Regions from separate parts of the Homo sapiens genome. Here region 2 is linked to region 1. The links are chromatin loops, found by intact Hi-C in ENCODE. Cell type or tissue: natural killer cell. All regions are shown on one strand. Each heading gives the region's core, and the rest is flanking DNA. Links, peaks and the distances in the headings are about the cores only. Region 1 overlaps PNPO (pyridoxamine 5'-phosphate oxidase). Region 2 overlaps CBX1 (chromobox 1).

Evidence for each region. Hi-C counts contacts between places; a loop is a spot of excess contacts. Peaks named below come from ENCODE experiments on the same cell type or tissue, not always from the same donor. Only the 100,000 strongest peaks of a DNase experiment are listed, where the experiment ranks them.
Region 2: a loop joins it to region 1, with 2.6 times the contacts of the local background. A loop is called at or near these places in 6 of 110 quality-filtered maps.

What each region holds. Positions count from the first base shown.
Region 1 is chr17:47,946,259-47,954,550 of GRCh38, forward strand. PNPO (pyridoxamine 5'-phosphate oxidase) reads left to right here. Exons shown (of 7, transcript NM_018129.4): 6 at 65-135; 7 at 356-3,050. The coding sequence ends at 524. PRR15L (proline rich 15 like) reads right to left here. Exons shown (of 2, transcript NM_024320.4): 2 at 5,709-7,005. The coding sequence starts at 6,976. The coding sequence ends at 6,665. Among named protein-coding and RNA genes, the nearest start is that of PRR15L, 7.5 kb to the right of the region's middle. RefSeq lists an enhancer at 3,791-4,020. In natural killer cell, for the core only: CTCF peaks have their summits at 760 (motif pointing left), 3,147 (motif pointing right) and 3,347; DNase peaks (open chromatin) are centred at 833, 3,183 and 3,833; H3K4me3 peaks cover 399 bases; H3K27ac peaks cover 357 bases.
Region 2 is chr17:48,068,899-48,080,533 of GRCh38, forward strand. CBX1 (chromobox 1) reads right to left here. Exons shown (of 5, transcript NM_001127228.2): 2 at 7,967-8,143; 3 at 7,103-7,280; 4 at 6,108-6,202; 5 at 1,161-2,681. The coding sequence starts at 8,106. The coding sequence ends at 2,537. Among named protein-coding and RNA genes, the nearest start is that of NFE2L1, 26 kb to the left of the region's middle. In natural killer cell, for the core only: CTCF peaks have their summits at 5,609 (motif pointing left) and 5,813; a DNase peak (open chromatin) is centred at 5,623.

The DNA.
Region 1 (8,292 bases), core at 1-8,000:
GAAGTCCTTGTTAATGAATCATTGACTGGGCCTGGCCCTTCTTCTAACTCTTCCCCCTGGACAGTATCTGAGAAAGAAAAATGAGGAACTGGAACAGCTCTACCAGGATCAAGAGGTGCCCAAGCCAAAATCCTGGTGAGTGACATCTGGTAGTCCTCTAGAAAGGGACACCAGGCCCCTGTGTTTACTTGAAGCCACCTGCCTGGGGAATCACAGATCTCCTCCTCCCTGGCCACCCTTGTCAGATGCATCCCAGCAACTTCCTTCAAGAGGCCCTGGGATGAGGGGTGAGGGTGGGAGAGTGACCTGGCTAGAAAACTCCACAGAGCACTGAAACCTCTGCTTCTCCTTATAGGGGTGGCTATGTCCTGTACCCTCAGGTGATGGAGTTCTGGCAAGGTCAAACCAACCGCCTGCATGACCGGATAGTCTTTCGGCGGGGCCTACCCACAGGAGATTCCCCTTTGGGGCCCATGACCCACCGCGGGGAGGAAGACTGGCTCTATGAGAGACTTGCACCTTAACTCTGGGACCTGCTGGCCCAGAGTGGAGCTAGGGCTAGGTGTCAAGAGAGGGTGTGGGATTGGGACCCAGGCCCTTCTTTCTAAACTCAACCCATTTCCCTCCCTACCCCTTATCTTCAGGACTCTTCAGAGCTAATCCTCTAAGTTCTCTGTACTCAGTTGGTTCTCAGTTAGCTGGTCAAGTGGAGTGTAATGGTGGCGTAGAGAATCACAAATGGAAAATAATTCCATAATTATTTTTTTGACCTTGCCTATGATTGATTAGGATAGCTCCCTCTAGGGGTAGCAGCCGGTGTGACTCCCTTTCTGGTGACAGACAGGGCCCCAGCAGCCCTGTCTGTTACCATGTGAGTCATACTGGCCAAAGCTTAGTCCTAGCATATGCACCTGAGCCAACCTGGCCAATCAGATTGTTTTGTCAATAATTTGAAATTTGAACTGGAGAGATCCAGAACCTTGGGAGTCATTAAAGCCAAGTCATTCATAGCAGCCAGGAAACAATAGGAACCAAAAGCCTCTGCCTGCTGCTATTGCAATTCCCAGGATCTCTCCTTCCCTGGATCCCTCCCTCCCAGGTCTGGGCTGTGCAGTTCCTCCCCCTGCCTTAAAACACCCCACTATCTCTGTAAAGTCTCTCTCTCTCTTTTTTTTTTTTTTACTTAATCTAGCTAGAATCTATTTCTGTTGATTACAACTTAACTAACTCATTTACGGATAGGACTTTTTTTTTTCTTTTTTTCTTTTTTCTTTTCTTTTTTTTTTTTGAGATGGAGTCTCACTCTGTCACCCAGGCTGGAGTGCAGTGGTGTGATCTTGGCTCACTGCAACCTCTGCCTCCCAGGTTCAAGCAATTCTCCTGCCTCAGCCTCCCAAGTAGCTGGGACTACAGGCACACGCCACCACACCCAACTAATTTTTGTATTTTTAGTAGAGATGGGGTTTCACCATGTTGGCCAGGATTGTCTCCATCTCTTGACCTTGTGATCCACCCACCTCAGCCTCCCAAAGTGCTGGGATTACAGGCATGAGCCACCACACCCAGCGAGACGGGGTTTCATTATGTTGGCCAGGCTGGTCTCCAACTCCTGACCTAAAGTGATCTGCCCGCCTTGGCCTCCCAAAGTGCTGGGATTACAGACATGAGCCACCACGCTTGGCCGGGATAGTATATTTTTATAGCACTTCCCCTACTGATTGCTGCCTTCTCTGTGGCTACAAGGGACCCACAGAATTACAGGGAAGTTACAGGGAAGCAGGTTTCATCTCAATATTGGGAGAGATTTCAAACAATCACACCTGCCTGAGAAGGAGTGGGCTGTCACTAGGAATTTTTATTCCCAGTCCGTCAGGAATTTTGTAGAAGGGCTTCATGTGCTGGTACCAATAGGACAGGAAGATTTTAATCAGCTTTACTATCTATGTTTTTTTATGGAAACTGTGTGTATGTATACATACATTTTCCAAAAAGAAAAATTAAATGATTATAGAGATTATGTTTTTCAGACTACTCACGTATCTGCTTTTCTTACTCCCCACCTCTGCTGATAATTCCTAGTTCATTGGTTTTTCCCCCACACTGGAATTACCTGGGGAGCTTAAAAAACCCTGATGCCTGGGTCCCACCCTCAGAGATGATTGAACCAGCCTGGCCAGCATGGCAAAACCCTGTCTCTACTATGATATGAATGCAGCCTGGGCACTGGGAAATTTAAAAACTCCCCAGATAATTCTGTGCAGCCAAGGTTGAGACCTCCTAGTCTAGAGCTTTGCTATACACAGGGTGGTCCACAAGCCAGGAGCATCAGCATCACTTGGCAGCGCCTTAGAGATTCAGACCCCAGACCCACTGAATCTGACCCTGCATTTTCACTAGACCCCAGGTGATCAGCTGCACTAGACTCAACCTCTAAACCAAGACCTCCCACCCTCACAGTCTATGATCCTTTAGTGACCCTCAGCTGAGTCCTGTGCTGAACTGTGTTTGTTCTCCTTGAGCACATGCCCGCTAACCAGGGACAGACTGGATGAGCAAGCAACCTGCTGGCTATGGAGAAGAGCCAGGCTGGGTAAATGTTTGCTGTGACTAAGCCAGGATCAAAGAACTGCCTGTTGCTTGCACTGGCTGGCACTGAGCTTGCCACTCTGTGAACTGTGCTTCCTTCCCCTGCATGGACCTGTGCCTCAGTCACTATTATCCGCAGGCCTTCTCCAAGGGCAGCCCTCTCCTTGTTTATCCCTCTTAAGCCTGCGTGCAGGAAGGCACATTAACCCTGTGGCCCCCTGCAGGCAGGAGGGTGTTGGGTGCCCTTACCTACCTTGCCCTTTTTCTTGTACCGTAGGCTGTGCCGTTTATGAGTAAGTGATGTGTGTCTGTGTGTGTGTCTAGAAGTGCTGCACTCACCTTGTGTTATTGGAGGTTGTGTAACCCCCTAGCTTTGAGCCTGGTCTCAGATGTTCCTTTTCCGTTCTCTGTCCAGCCGTTACCGCCCCCAGTCTGTAATAAAAGCCTATCAGCCGTGCACTTTATTGATGTTCAACCCGGCCTGGTCTCCCTCAACCCCCAAGGAGGGGACTTGGGGAATTTAAGCAACTTTCCTGTCCCCTCACTTCTCTGCACCTTGTAGGCAGTACGTCCAGTAGGGGGAGCCCGCCGCCCAAGGTCGGCCCCTTCCGGGCAGTGAAAGCAACTTCTAGCCGGCCTCCCCCTTCATCGGCTTGGGCCGCGTCCCAGTGAAACTGTGGTCGATAACCCGTAGCCTCTCCCGGTTGCCGCACATATTTGCGCTCTCGGTTCCTCCTCTTCCCCTGTTCTCATGAAAACTTGCAGCTGCCTCGCTCTGCTTCCCTGGGCATCCAGATCTCCCTTTGGCTTCTAGTACCTACCCCACATCCATCTGGCCACCCAGCTTAGAAACATATGTGGACTTTACCTAGAAGATGGAGCCGGGGTCAGTATGCAAGGGGCAGAGGGGCTGTGGATACTCTCACCCAGAGGGGTAATGGTGATACTGGAGGAGTTGGCAGTACAGTGCCAGTATTATCTAGAACCTTAGGTTGGTGGCCCAGGGGCCATCCTTATCCCCCACCTCAGGGAAACCGAGAATGGGCGGATGTGGGAGATACCTGTAGTCTAGGGTCTTAGGGGACACTCAGCTTCAAAGCTGGTTGGCTTTATCCATCTGCTTCCAGAGTTTGTCCAGCCCCCTCGAGTGATGCTCACCTCCCAGGATCCTAAGACCCAGACGTTGCTCCCTCCCCTCCCAACTTCCCCTTCTGCAGAAGGTGTCTGTGCTTTTCTTTGTTCTGAGCTTCAGTTTCCTGTCCCTGTAGCAGATGAGAATCAAGAGTGGAAGGTGGCTGTGTGGGACAGTGGTCACATGTACAAGCTGGCTCTGGCTTCAGTCCCAGCTGTACCAATGCCAGCGCCTGGCCCCCAGGGTGAGTGATTTAACCTCTAAGCCTCAGCCAACTTGTCTGAAAAATGGGGATAATGACAGCACCTGTCTCAGGTGATGATAGGATTAAATGAACAACCTTAGGGAGGACTTGTTCTAGGGGCTGCCTGCCTTAAGCACCCTATAAATGTTAGCTATTAACACTGGGCAGGGCTGCGGTGTAGGGAAAGTCTGAGATCCTCTGTGGAGGCCTCATGGATTGAGTAATTGGTGAGACCCTAGAAAGTTCTGTGTAGTGGGACGGGGTAGGGGAAAGAGGCTTTGGGTAAGGCAGCACCCCTGAGCCTGACTTCCATCCCTCCAGCTCCTGGTCTCCCTTACTCATCATTTGAGGTCCCCCTGGCTGGGACGAGGCACCTAACAAAGCCTCCCTTGTATAGGTCTGTTTGTTTCACTAATAAATTCCCTGAGCAACAGCTCCTGGGGTGGGGTGGCCCAGCAGCCTGCCAGGAGCTGACCTGGAAGCCGCAGGACCACATTGTTTAGTGGCCACCTTGGTCTCTCCCTGTATTTCTACCACGAGCTCCAGAGATTTGGCCAACATTTTTTTAGTTCCCAGCTCTTATGGCTTGAGAAAGAGCTGGACCTAACCTCATAAAGTGACAGCTTTCTCTCCTCTTTCTTATTTATTTATTTATTTATTTTTGAGACGGAGTTTTGCTCTTGTTGCCCAGGCTGGAGTGCAATAGAGCTATCTCGGCTCACCGCAACCTCGGCCTCCTGGGTTCAAGCAATTCTCCTGCCTCAGCCTTCCAAGTAGCTGGGATTACAGGTATGTGCCACCACACTTGGCTAATTTTGTATTTTTAGTAGAGACGGGGTTTCTCCATGTTGGCCAGGCTGGTCTTGAACTCCCAACCTCAGGTGATCTGCCTGCCTCAGCCTCCCAAAGTGCTGGGATTACAGGCATGAGCCACCGTGCCAAGCATCTCTTATTTATTAATTTTTTTTTTCCCCTAGAGATAAGACCTAGTTCTGTCACCCAGGTGGTAGTGCAGTGCCACAATCATGGCTCACTGTCGTCTTGAACTCCTGGACTCAAGCAACCCTCCCACCTCAGCCTCCCAAGTAGATAGGACTACAGGCATGTGCCACCACAGTCAGCTACTTTTTGTTTGTTGGTTGGTTTTTTTTTAGACATGGGGTCTCTCTATGTTGCCTAGGCTGGTCTCAAACTCCTGGGCTCAAGCAGTCCTCCCACCTCAGCCCCCAAAGTGCTAGGATTACAGGCCTGAGCCACTATACCCACCTTCTCCTTTTTCTTAAACCAAAGCTGTGGGGTATGGTGGAGTTCCTTATAAAGGAAGGGGGAAGGAAACCAGTATTAAACTGAGCACTTACTATGGGACCTCTCATAGGCCACTTAATACTGACCACTCCCTATGAGATAGGTATTATTTCAGCCCCCTTTTACAGAAGAGGAAACTGAGGCTCAGAGTACAAGCAAATGTTCCCAAGGTCACCCAGCTACTAAGGGGTAGAGCCCGAGTTTGAATCTTAATCCCAAACCAAACCACTGAAACTTTGGGGTCAATCACCAAAGGTCTGCCCTACTCTCTTAGAGCACCTGACGGGCTCTCTGTTGACTGGAGAGAACTGACCACTGAGGTGTAACTAGCTCCTTCTGCTGCCCCATCCCCATACTAAGGCTAGTTTGATGGTAAAAATTAGTGACCCAGTTCCTACATTGTCACACCTGGGAACCCTTCCTGAAGCTTGAAAGGAACAGTTTGAGCACAAAGGTCCACTTTACTTACATGAAGGAACATAAAGGCATGAGAAACAGTCATCTCAATAAATGCAAGACATGAGCATAAAAGAGGTTCTCTGCCTTTCCAGCGTTGTTATTACAGAGAGAAACCTACAATTATTTTGTTAAACAAAATTCAAGGCTCCAGGACTCATCTCTGGAGCTGATATGTCTTAAATACTATTATAGTAGGAAAGGGAGAGGAGAAAATTCCCCACCCACTCCCCCGATTTGGCCCGTGTAGCTTCCCTTTGAGGGTGTGTGACTTGCCATCTGCAAAAGTCATGGCCAAAACAGGAACTAACAGGCCAAACTACCATCAATCTAGTCTTCTACAGCACCCTAACAGAGTGCCAGGGTCCTCTGTCCCCTCCGCACCTGAGGGCAAAGTTCCAGGAAGTTTACTGCCGGTGTTAGGAGGTGAGCTCAAGTTCAGTGTCTCTGCCTCTGGCTCCACAGAAACCAGCCCCTATCACGTGGCTTCTGGAAAATGTGCCCTCCTCAGGATTGGTCCAGGGAGTAGTCACAGGTAGAGAAAGTAAAGGGAGCAGCAATTGAAACTCGCCCTTGACCCTGTGTCCAGTAAGGAGGTGAAGTCTGTCTGGCTCACTCTCTCCATTCCCTGCCATGCCCACCTCCCTGCTGGCCCTGCCATTGCTTCAAGGAGGGCTGTTCCTCCTGGGTGAGACTTTTCACTCTTGAACTAGAGTGCCTTTGTATGTGGTCAGGGGGAGGGTGGAGGACCCTGGGATCTCCCAGGCCTTACAAAAGTGGCGGCACATAAATACAAACCTAAAAAACAGCCATTTCCTGCCAGCAGGTATCAACTGGCCCCACAGCTTCAGCTATGGCCAAAGAGGCCAGCGTGGCAAGGTCCTGTCTCAGATCTGGCTGATGGCAGGGAGCCAAGAGGTGCTAGCACCCTCCTCAGCCCTTCACTTTGATGACCGTCCTTCCTCGTGATCATCAAAGAGGTTAGGGTTCTCTGCCAGCGTGGCTCTCACTTTCTTCTTCTCCTTGAAGCGTCCTGAGTTGGAGACCTTGACGTGCTTGCCCTTTGTGCTCTTGTCCACAATCTTCTCCAGGCGGGTGTTAAAGTCGCTGTTGGGGCCTCCAGCGTCAGGCCTCGGGGGTTCTGCATCTCCCTCTGTTTGGGCATAGGTGTCAGGGATCTCATACAGCACTTTGGGAGTGGATTTCTTTTTCCGGAGGAAAGTCAGCTTCCACCAACCAATTTCAGTCGTCATGGCGCTCCCTAAGCCAAGGATGGGGCTTTCTGCTGGAGCAGGGTGGGGGAGACAAAGGGGTCAGTGGGAAAAGGGGGTGGGTGCCTTTGGACCAGCTTGCTGCAGACTCCTAATCATGGGCTGTTTTAAGAATTAAATAAAGGGCTGGGCGTGGTTCTTCATGCCTATAATCCCGGCACTTTGGGAGGCCAAGGCAGGTGGATCACCTAAGGCCAGGAGTTCAAGACAGGCCTGGCCAACATGGTGAAATCCCGGCTCTACTAAAAATACAAAAATTAGCTGGGCGTAGTGGCACGCACCTGTAATCCCAGCTACTCGGGTGGCTGAGGCAGGAAAACCACTTGAACCCGGGAGGCAGAGGTTGCAGTGAGCTGAGATCATGCCACTGCACTCCGGCCTGGGTGACAGAGTGAGACTATCTCAAAAAAAAAAAAAAAGAAAGAAGAAGAAGAAGAAGAATTAAAGAAAGAATTTAAGGTAGGGCTGAATAAACCCAAGATTCAGGTCAGTGGGGTGACACAATGCTTTTGGAGAGTGTGAGACAAGAAAAGGGTCAAAGTCAAGGTCAAGACAGGGAAGCCACTCGCCAGACAGAGAGGCAGTGGGACAGGCACACACCATTGCCCTGCAGGGTTGTCAGGAGCTTTGAGATAATTCCTGCCAGGCCCCTCAGGGCCACAGGCAGGTGGACAGCTTGCCTGAGTCACACAGCATCCAGGCCTTTGATGCTCTTCCCAAACTTCCCACTATACCACCAGACCCTGCTGCCAGGCATGGGCAGACCATTGACTGGTAGCATAGGGAGGGAAACACCCTGTGCATTTTGCTTGGAATTCATTACAAAATTAAATATAATTAGTGGCATTCCAAGCAATTTGAACTTCCCAGTGGTGACCAGCAGGGCTAAAGTAACTGCTGGGCTGTTCCTAAGGCAGGAGTCAGATCCTCAGGCTGGGAGTGGGAAGTCCTGGGGGCTGTCCTAGCCTCATGACCACTGGCAAGCCACCACCTCTCTGGGCCTCAGTTTCCTCACCCATCCCATCCAGCACTAGCATTTAGCTCTACTGTTAATCCCTGCCCACAGAGGTAACCATGCATTGCAAAGTAAAACTTACGATAATGGGAATAATTACTAAGGGATGGTTCCCTTTCCCCACCAAGCTTCCACAAGGACAGGAGTTGGAAGGGGAGCTAAAAAGGCAGAAAGCAGTTAGAAGGATCCCAGAAGTACAGGGGAGACATGGTCATCACAGGTTGTACCTTGCAGGGTGGGGCTTGGGGCTGAAATCCAGGCTTCTCCACTCACAGGCCATGTG
Region 2 (11,635 bases), core at 2,178-10,177, 120 kb after region 1:
ACACATCAGTTTATTTTAAACAAATGCTTTGCACGAGTGAGTAGTACTCAACTGTTACACTGATTTGTTCTCAGTGGAAATCCTATGTCTGTTACAAAAATGACAAGTTGGCCGGATGTGGTGGCTCATTCCTGTAATCCCGCACTTTGGAAGGCCGAGGCGGGCGGATCATGCGGTCAGAAGATCAAGACCATCTTGGCCAACATGGTGAAACCCTGTCTCCACTAAAATACAAAAAATTAGCCGGGTGTGGTGGTGCACGCCTGTAGTCCCAGCTACTCAGGAGGATGAGGCAGGGGAATCGCTGAACCCAGGAGGCGGAGGTTACAGTGAGCTGAGATCGCACCACTGCACTCCAGCCTGGCAACAGAGCAAGACTAAAAAAAAAAAAATAAAAAAAAATAAAGGCAAGTCCAAGGCCAGGCACAGTGGCTCATGCCTGTAATCCCAGCACTTTGGCAGGCCGAGGCAGGTGGATCACCTGAGGTTAGGAGTTCGAGACCAGCCTGGCCAACATGGCAAAACCCCATCTCTACTAAAAAAATTTAAAAATTAGCCAAGTGTGGTGGCACGCGCCTGTAGTCCCAGCTACTCTGGAGGCTGAGGCAGGAGAATCGCTTGAACCTGGGAGGCAGAGGTTGTAGTGAGCCGAGATCACACCACTGTACTCCAGCCTGGGTGACAGCAAGACTCCATCTCAAAAAAAAAAAAAAAAAATCATAGGCAGAAAATGACGTTTTAAATCAGTGCGCAAACACAGGGCCAAATTCCTGGAAAATTTTGGAGAAGTAGATTTTAGCCAAGGTCATATAATCTATTACATACCATAGGCAGGATCTAAACCTAACTTAAAAACCCATGTTTCCAAATATACCATAGTTTGGAAGTGCTATCAGGTCAGAGTGCTCAATAAACTTTTGGCAGTACTGAAGACAGCATGATGCGACCATCTTTACAACCTCTGCAGCAACTGATAAATGCCCAGTAAGTATTTACTAAATTAACATGGTGTGACCACTTAAAGATTCAGGCCAGGCACTAGATTTTCAAGCCTACAGTGTTCAAGAAATAAAACCATTCAAGTGAGGAAGCCATTTCCAACAGGCTGAACCTATAAGGCAAGAAGGGTTCCTGGTAAGACTTAAGACAGAAATCAGGGATTATAAATCTATAGTTTTATTAAGACAAAAACTGACAATGTAGTATGAAGTTTACATTTAAACAAAGTTTACACAGAAATCTAACACATGCCTAAAAGAATTTTACAACGTAGCTCTAGATGCAAGTCTAGACAATATCAAGAACTGATGGTTCTCATGACTCAAGACAGAGCATTTTGGGTATGTTACTTATTAGGATTTCTTAAAAAATTGTTTTGTGTGTGTATGTGTGTGTTTTAAAGTGAACCACTGCCCAATATGAAAGTTTAATCTTCTCCTGAGACCAAGGCTTTTGAAATCACTAAACTCTTGGATCAATTCAGTGAAACTTGTGCTGTCAGTGACTGAACCCTGCCAACAATGGTTTCAGTGTTCAAAGCTCAAAGTAAACGGCTCCAAGAGTTTTCCCCACTAAGAGCATGGGCCCTTGTCTTTCCCTACTGTCTTACCTCCTCTACCACCCTCTTCCTCTTCCTAACACCTCAGCCAGTGGCTTGGATGAACAAGCTGATATTTATAACTTCGTTACTGGAAAAGAAAGGGTCTTCTAATTTCGGGAATTAGCACCTCTAAGGCAGAATGATCTGCTTGTACTGTATACTCTCCAATAAAAGACCTTCCCTCCTCGTCAATTTCCATCTCCAAAATGGCAACTTTGGTAACTTATGAACAGGCTTAGTCCTTTGTGGGAACAGCAATAAGTTTAGGCAGGGAACACCTTGGCTTATAGGTTTCAGACTTTCACAGCTTTTAAACAGTCTCTCACAGTCCTTATTTATGGTGCCAATGACATTTTTTTAAAGGTAAAATATTCTGGACATAGAAGCAAATCATTAGTTGTCTGTTCTTTTCCATTGCTTCACCATTTCCCCTATCAGGCCCCAAATGTTAATCAAAATGATGCTACCCATCTCCCTTTCTCCCCTCCCCATCCCTCCCTCCCCCAAATAATACACCAGTAATAGCCAAAAACTACACACATGCTACGCTGTAAAAATGCAGAGTTAACACTATTGGGAAGAAGGCTGTGGGTTGTGGAGATGCTCTTTGAAGATCTACAGTATTTTTTTGCTCTCCCACACACCCAATTCTGCAAGTTTTGTCCTTCATAGAAGGCCCTTTGCTTTTCGCAGCAAAGTGCAGAAAAGGTTGCCTTGAAACACTTATCCCCTTTCCCCTCCACTGGGATGGGTGTGCAAACTATACAGCTTGAAACGGCTTTAAAGCACTTGGGCTGCTGCAGGGCACAGAAACTATACTGGCTCTTCAAAGGACATCTTCTCAAGCCACCTCTATGGTGTCAAGACAAGTAGAACTCCTTCCCTTCCCACTTGAAACCCACAGTCAGATGTGACAGGGGCTGGTACTCAGGAGCGTTAGTTCTTGTCATCTTTTTTGTCATCATCCTCCGAGGGGTAGGAATGCCACGTCAGCCTTTCCTCATAGAAGGATATGACAACCTGTGGGCACTTGACATTGGCTTCCTTGGCAGGGACCAGGTCAGCCTCATCAGAGTTTTTCCTGCAGAATAAAGCAAAGAGAGACTTTGAGACCAGGTGCTGGTGGTCTATCCTAAGTTGGATAACCCAGGGGACAGTGCTTTAAAAATGGTAATTTTAGAAAAATAGGCTAGGGAACAATGAAAACGTGGCCCAAGCAGCATTTACTGGCAATTGTATGTCAAGTGACATCCTCAGAGTTAACTCTCCTGTTGAAAATTCCCTCTGGGGATTCGTGTATGTCAAAAGCCAGGTCAATGGACTTAACCAATCACATCTGAACATCTGGGCAAGGCCCCAAAAAGCATGACTCTCTAGATTCTCTGAGGGAAGAGAGGATACCTAGATTCTCTGAGGGAAGAGAAGTTACCACACTCCTCCAAAAGCCATATCCCAGCTGATAAGAACCCATGGAGAAATCTTGGCTTTGTAATAGGATTTTTTTTTTTTTTTTTTTGAGACAGAATCTCACTCTGTTGCCCAGCCTGGAGTGCAGTGGCATGATCTCGGATCACCACAACCTCCACCTCCTGGGTTCAAGCGATTTTCCTGCCTCAGCCTCCCCTAATAGCTGGAATTATAGGTGTGCGCCACCACACCCAGCTAATTTTTGTATTTTTAGTAGAGATGGGGTTTTGCCATCTCTACTAAAGATGTTGGCCAGGCTCATCTTGAACTCCTGACATCAGGTGATCCACCTGCCTCAGCCTCCCAAAGTGTTGGGATTACAGGCATGAGCCACCTCGCCCGGCCCGTAATAGGATTAAATACCACATCTGGCATTGGCCAGAGCAAATGAAGATGGACACTTTTTGCATAATCGTAATTACACTGACACTTCCAAATGCTATCCTCGCATAACTTCCAGGTGCTTTGAAATGATGTTTCAACATCGGGAGTAGAAAATGAGGGAGCTGTAGTTTTCTGAATTTTAAAATGTTTTCAAGTGGCTGGCCGCAGTGGCTCACACCTGTAATCCCAGCACTTTGGGAAGCCGAGGCAGGTGGATCACGAGGTCAGATCGAGACCATCCTGGCTAACACGGTGAAACCCTGTCTCTACTAAAAATACAAAAATTAGCCTGGTGTGGTGGCAGGCACCTGTAGTCCCAGCTACTTGGGAGGCTGAGGCAGGAGAATGGCGTGAAACTGGGAGGCAGAGCTTGCAGTGAGCCGAGATCATGCCACTGCACTCCAGCCTGGGCGACAGAGTGAGACTCTGTCTCAAAAAAAAAAAGTTTTCAAAATTTGAAAATCATACACATTATAAGGGAATTAGGAGTAAACTCTTAGGCAGGGAGCAGTAGCTCACGCCTATAATCCCAGCACTTTGGGAGGCCAAGGTGGGCAGGCCCAGGAGTTCAAGACCAGCCTGGTCAACATGGCAAAACCGTGTTGCTACTAAAAATACAAAAATTAGCCAGGCATGGTGGCGTGCGCCTGTAATCCCAACTATTCGGGAGGCTGAGGCACAAGAATCGCTTGAACCTGGGAGGTGGAGGTTGTAGTGAACAGAGATCGCCTCACTGCACTTCAGCCTGGGTGACAGAGCGAGACTCTGTCTCATTTAAAAAAAAAACAAACTCTTATCTTCAGGTTATTAGGAATGTCCTAGACAGAAGCAGTAGCGTAAAGCAAGCAGGAGACACCTGATGACATCTCTGACAAAGCACCACCCCAAATCTCTAGAACCTTAATAACAGGAAATCAGAGCCACATAGTCCCATAGAGCAGAAGAGTAAGCTGATAATGTATGTTTTTGAACAATGGACCCAAGAGAATGGGAGGGAAATGGGAATCTGAAGCATGCTGCCATTTGCTGACAGCTGAACAACACCCTCTGAGTTAAATTTAGTCATTTCACTCCCCAGAAATATTTACTACTTTTAGAAATATACAAAAATCTCTATTCTCCAGTAAAATAACTTTTTAAAATGTACTTTGTCTTATAATCAAATCCAGTTTTAACCTGTAGACAGCAGTGAGTCGGCCAGGTGCAGTGGCTCACGCCTGTAATCCTAGCACCTTGGGAGGCTGAGGTGGGTGGATCACCTGAGGTCAGGAGTTTGAGACCAGCCTGGCCAACATGGTGAAACCCCATCTCTATGAAAAATACAAAAATCAGCCAGGCGTGGTAGCACATGCCTGTAATCCCAGCTACTTGAGAGGCTGAGGCAGAAGAATCATTGAACCCGGAGGGGCGGAGGTTGCAGTGAGCTGAGATCGTGCCACTGCACTCCAGCCTGGGCGAAAGAGTGAGACTGTCTCAAAAAAAAAAAAAAAAAAAAAGACAGTAGTGAGTCAACCAAAGGAGTACAATCTTAAGCAATATGGAGATACTACTGTAACTCACACTGGTCACATGCAGAAAAAGTATATTCTAGCTAAACTGAGTAACTCACAGTATAACTTCTCCCACCCAATAAGCAGCATCTTAAAAATGAACTTTTCTCTTATAGGTTAACAATAAATCAGCTAAAAGAGGGGCAGCTCCAGTAACTGCCTAGGGAATACATAGAAGAGAATAGGTTAGTTAGTTGTGACTCTGGCTTTCAGTGGTGCTAAAGTTAGGCCCCTCCAGCCATACTGTAAAAGAGGATAATTAGTACAGACACGAGTTTCAGAGTAAGTTCTGGACTGACAAAAGGACAAAGCTCCATAGACTGTGTGTGTGTGTGTGTGTTTTAAAGGACAAAGTTTCTAGAATGCTGCCTTCATTGGCAATGGCTTAGAATTATTCCTTCCAAATTTTAAATACAATCATTGAGATCCACTTTGTGGGGAGAATGAGCAAGAAATAGGAAGAATGGCCTTCTTTTGACAGAGTAGGAAAATTACAGAGATTGTTGGGATAACTATCTTCATTAGGCTGTTTCATGGAGTATTACTATCACTGGTATTTATACTCATAATGGAAAAAAGCAGGCTTGCTCTATGCTTGATAGCAGTTAAGGAGCCTTGCTGACCCCTGCTGGCTGATCCTGTAATTGTAGAATCTGCACAAATTGAAAGGGATCCAACAATTAAGGACAAAAGGAAGAACTACAGATTCTTTCCTAACCCTGAGAATTTAGCAGAATTTCTGATTCTGGGGCCAGCCTCATCTTTATTAAGGAGGTGGTAGAAGGAGAGGGTGGTCCAATCACATTTCATTTTCTCCCCCTTTATTTACAGAAGTGAAATGTAATTCCTTCCCACACTCTTTCCACTCTAGATTGTCTCCCACCTCCTAAAAATATGGGCAAAGACCCAAGATTCCTAAGGGCTCCTACCTGTAACTCATGAGTCCAGGGTGGCAGTCAGGCCGAGGGTCACTATCGAAGGACTATGCCATCTTAACAATTTCACACTTGGGTGATTGGAATTTCGAAGGTCCAGCTCTTTTCCTCTGGCATGAAACCAATGGGAGAAGAAAAAAAACAACCACACAGAGCCACTGGCCGACTCACCATTTCATCAGGAACATGAGCTCTCCACTGGAGTCTGTAGCTCCAATAATCCGCTCCGGCTCCAAACCTCGAGCAAAGCCTCGTGGCTTTTCTGACTGTAAAAACAAGATGGGTAGAACAATTTTATCTATATGGGACTATTATCCAGACTGGAACCATTCCTGTGTCTCTGATTAATGTAATCACAAACTCTTTTTTTTTTTTTTTGAGACGGAATCTCACTCTGTCGCCCAGGCTGGAGTGCAGTGGTGCGATCTCGGCTCACTGCAGCCTCTGCCTCCCAGGTTCAAGTGATTCTCCTGCCTCAGCCTCCCAAGTAGCTGGGACCACAGGCACATGCCACCACGTCAGCTAATTTTTTGTATTTTTAGTAGAGACCCAGTTTCTCCGTGTTAGTCAGGATGGTCTTGATCTCCTGACCTTGTGATCCGCCCGCCTCGGCCTCCCAAGGGGCTGGGATTACAGGTGTGAGCCACCGTGCCCGGCCCAATCACAAACTCTTTTGCCAATATTTCACCAATACCTTGGCTCAAGTAAGAGAGCTGTTAGAATCCTTTGGAGTGATTATTCATCAATGTCTGAAGCGCATGAGATTTTCCCTATGTGAAAAGGGACATACAGCCCAAGCAAAATCAATGTTTACAACTATCTCTTCACTCTCAAAAAACAACTTACTTTAAGATACTGATTAAGTCAAAATAGCCACCTCACACCTTTAATGATTAAATATTGAAAACTATTTTTTACAAGAATGAATTCACTTGCCCTTATATCTGTCCCCAGCAAGTTTTCCATTTACTGCTCCTGTACCATGGATAAAAAGTAAGAGATCATGTGGCTTCATGACAGTACACTCTCACTTTGTAGGCATTAGCCTACCTAAGATTTCAGGACTAAGAAGAGACAGCTGCTAATATCAGGGAAGAAGCAGAACAAAACTACTTTGACAGTAGTTTGAATTGTGGGCTAGTAAAAATTCTTACTTCTATTCTTACCTCTTCTTTCTTCTTCTTTGGTTTGCTCTCCTCTCCCTTATCTTCAGAATCAGAATCAGCTTTGCGCTTGCCTCCCTCTGATTTATCTGTCTCATGTGCTGTTTTCTGTGACTGCAGAAACTCAGCAATGAGGTCGGGGCAATCCAGGTTCTCTTCTGGCTCCCATGTGTTGTCCTCACTGAAACCAGAGGGCACAGCAAGTCACACTTTCACTCAAATAAGTATACTCATACTAAGGATAATCGTAAGAGGACAAGACCTCAGATGTCTATGGAAAAGCTGAAATTCTTGGGGAATGGGGAAGCTTTTTAGTATAAATAGAAAGCTAAGAAACTGGCTTCCTTCAAAGGCAAATGACTTTTATTTGTCAATTTAAATTGGTCTGTAGCCACACACAAAACTGTTTCTCAGCAATCACTATGGGCTGGGTACAGTGGCTCATGCTTGTAGTCCCAACACTTTGGGAGGCCCAGGTGGGAGGACTGCTTGAGGCCAGGAGTTAAGAGACAAACCTGGGCAACTAAGCGAGACATGGTGGTGCATGCCTGTGGTACCAGCTACTTAGAAGGCTGAGGTGGGAGGATACCTTGAGCCTGGGAGGTTGAGGCTGCAGCGAGCTATGACTGCACCACTGTACTCCAGCCTGGGTGACAGAGCGAGACCTCGTCTCAAAAGAAATAATTTTTAAAAAGAAGTCATTCTGCTTTGTATTATAAGCAGTAGGCCATATTCCTAATTAAACAATAAGCCATGAAGGTGGGGACTGAGTCACACTGTATCCATCATAGCACTGGAGGTCTCATACATCTCTAGACTCCTGATAAACACGTGGTGGCTACATTTACCTGTGTCAGTGAAACTTACTCTGAGAATCCCTTCCACTTTAGGAGGTACTCCACTTTGCCCTTTACCACTCGACGGTCGAGAACTTTTTCCACCACATATTCCTCTTCCTCCTCTTCTAGCACCTCCTCCACTTTCTTCTTGTTTTGTTTTTTCCCCATAGTGCCCGCCAGCTTTCTGGTGTAAAGGGTGACGCTGCTAAAATGATAAATGAAATAAAAAGGGCATTAGGGAGCACTCTTATTGGTTAGATAATATCTGGATGGTAAGAAAACCAGGGACATGACAGGTGATAATATTGTATGCTGCTTATAGTAAGTGTTAGGCTTCTTCTCACACTCGATACAAAATAGTTTTCTGATATGTCCAGCCAGAAAGCTCATAAAACAGCCCCAATTAATCTTACAGCAAACTTTTTTTTTTTTTTTGAGAGACGGAGTCTTGCTCTGTTGCCCAGGCTGGAGTGCAAAGTGGCGCAATCTCGGCTTACTGCAACCTCCGCCTCCTGGGTTCAAGCGATTCTCCTGCCTCAGCTTCCCAAGCAGCTGGGACTACAGGCGTGTGCCACCAAGCCCAGCTAATTTTTGTTGTTTTTTTTTTTGTTTTTTTTGTTTTTTTTTTTTTAGTAGAGACGGGATTTCACTATGTGTTGGCCAGGTTGGTCTCGAACTCCTGACCTCAGGTGATCCACCTGCCTCGGCCTCCCAAAGTGTTGGAATTACAGGCATGAGCCACCACGCCTGGCCTTCACAGCAAACTTCTTTATTCTTGTGTATCCATTTAAAACTTTTATACCCATTCTTGGTAATTTTAAAAGGCTCCCAATACTCCTTTTACCATAAAGCATGGTAGCTAGGGCCAGGCGTGCAGGCTCACATCTGCAATCCCAGCATTTTGGAAGGCCCAAGTGGGAGAATTCCTGAAGCCCAGTAGTGTGTGACCAGCCTAGGCAACACAGCAAGACTCCATCTTCACAAAAAAACCGTTGTAAAAGAGCACGGTAGCTAAAATATTGCATTAAATTGAAAGGCTGGGTGCAGTGGCTCACACCTATAATTCTAGCACTTTGGGAGGCCGAGGCGGGCAGATCACCTGAGGTCAGGGGTTCAAGACCATCCTGGCCAACATGGCGAGACCCTGTCCCTACTAAAAATACAAAAATTAGCCAGTCGTGAGCCAAGATCGCACGACTGTACTCCAGCCTGGGCAACAGAGTGAGACACTGTCTCAAAAAAAAAAGAAAAGCAGTCCTCCTAAAAATGTGCACATATCAATAAAACTTACATATTACTCTCTGACTCATACTTTCTCCTATTCCAAGTTTTCCTTTTCATCAAAGTACTGGATTTGAATTTGTTTTTTTTTTTTGAGATGGAGTCTTGCTCTGCCCCCAGGCTGGAGTGCAGTGGTGCAATCTCAGCTCACTGCAAGCTCCGCCTCCTGGGTTCACACCATTTTCCTGCCTCAGCCTCCTGAGTAGCTGTGACTACCGGCGCCCGCCACCACGCCCAGCTAATTTTTTGTATTTTTAGTAGAGACGGGGTTTCACCATGTTAGCCAGGATGGTCTCGATCTCCTGACCTCATGATCCGCCTGCCTCGGCCTCCCAAAGTGCTGGGATTACAGAGCTGAGCCACCATGCCCAGTCTGTTTTTGTCTTTTTGAGACGGAGTCTCAACTCTGTGAGCTGGGCTGGAGTGCAATGGTGTGATCTCAATTTACTGCAACCTCTGCCTCCCGGGTTCAAGCGATTCTCCTGCCTCCACCTCCCGAGTAGTTGGTTTTACAGGTGCCCGCCATTACGCCTGGCTAATTTCTATATTTTTAGAAGAGACGGGGTTTAACCACGTTGGCCAGGCTGGTCTTCAACTCCTGACCTCGTGATTTGCCTGCCTTGGCTTTCCAAAGTGCTGGGATTACAAGCGTGAGCCACCGTGCCTGGACTTTTTTTTTTTTTTTTTTTTTTGAGACGGAGTCTCACTCCAGCCCAGGCTGGAGTGCAGTGGCACAATCTCGGCTCACTGCAACCTCTGCCTCCCGGGTTCAAGTGATTCTCCTGTCTCAGCCTCCTGAGTAGCTGGGACTACAGGTGTGAGCTACCACGCCCGGCTAATTTTTGTATTTTTAGCAGAGACAGGGTTTCACCAACGTTGGTCAAGCTGCCAGGCTGGTCTCAAACTCGTGACTTCGTGATTCACCCGTGCTGGCCTCCCAAAGTGCTGGGATTACAGGCGTGAGCCACCGAACCCAGCTCCAGCCCCGGCCCCGCACCTCCCCCTCTTTGAGATGGAGTCTCACTCCAGCCGGGCTGGAGTGCAGTGGCACAGTCTTGGCTCACTGCAACCTCCGCCACCTGGGTTCAAGTGATTCTTTTGCCTCAGCCTCCTGAGTAGCTGGGACTACAGGTGTGTGCCACCATGCCCAGCTAGTTTTTGTTTTTTTAGTAGAGACAGGGATTCGCCATGTTGGCCAAGCTGGTCTCGAACTCCTGACCTCAAGTGATCCACCCGCCATGGCCTCCCAAAGTGCTGGGATTACAGGCATGAGCCACTGTGCCCAGCCATGTTCTCTTGTTCTTTATGCAGTCTTTTCTGAATTGAACTTACGATTCACAAATTTCTTGTTAACTTATTGTATTTAGTTTATTTTACAACTTTTTTTCTTTTTTGAGACAGTGTCTCACTCTATCACCTAGGATGGAATGCAGTGAAGTAATTATGGCTCATTGCAGCTTTGACCTCCTGGGCTCAAGTGATCCCGCTGCCTCAGTCTCCTGAGTAGCTGGAACCACAGGTGTGCGCCACCATGCCTGGCTAATTTTTTAAATTTTTAGTAGAGACAAGTTCTCAATATGTTGCCCAGGCTTGTTTCAAACTCCCAGGCTCAAGTGATCCTCCCACCTCAGCCTCCTACTGGGATTACAGACATAAGCCATCACACCTGGCCTCCAATTTATTTCTAAAAACTAAGGAAGAGTCATAAAAATGCCAGAATGATCATGAAATTCTCTAAACTGGAACCCTGTAAAAATTTGGAAAACAAGTGTGGGGAAAACAGAACTGTAGTTATCAAAGATAATAGAATCTGAGTTTACTCCTTTATAAAATACATCATCAAGCTAGGTAACATCTAAGGGTTTTTCCAGTGTTGAAATTTTAGTCCCTTATAAATCTATTTTATTTAGTCCTTCATCCAAATTTGACTTTTTTGGGGGAGGGGGACACAGTCTCCCTCTGTCGCCCAGGCTGCAGTGCAATGGTGCTATCTCGGCTCACCTACGCCTCTAGGGTTCAAGTGATTCTCATGCCTCAGCCTCCTGAGTAGCTAGGACTACAGGCACCTGCCACCAGGCCCAGTTGATTTTTGTATATTTAGTAGAGATGGGGTTTCAGCATGTTGGCCAGGCTGGTCTCGAACTCCTGACCTCAAGTGATCTGCCCGTTTTGGTTTCCCAAAACTCTGGAATTAACAGGCATGAGCTACCGTGCCCGGACCCAACTCTTTGACTTCTGACAGACTTAAAGCCTTATGATTACCAATTTTTGTCAGTAGATGGCACTGTATCAATGAAACAAAATTGATCAACAAAACTGGCCAAAGAATTACCTGGATGGCAGGTAATCCAAGACAAGGAAGAGTTACGTCTCCGCTTGAGTTTAAAATAATACCAATTTGAGGTTAAACTGGTTA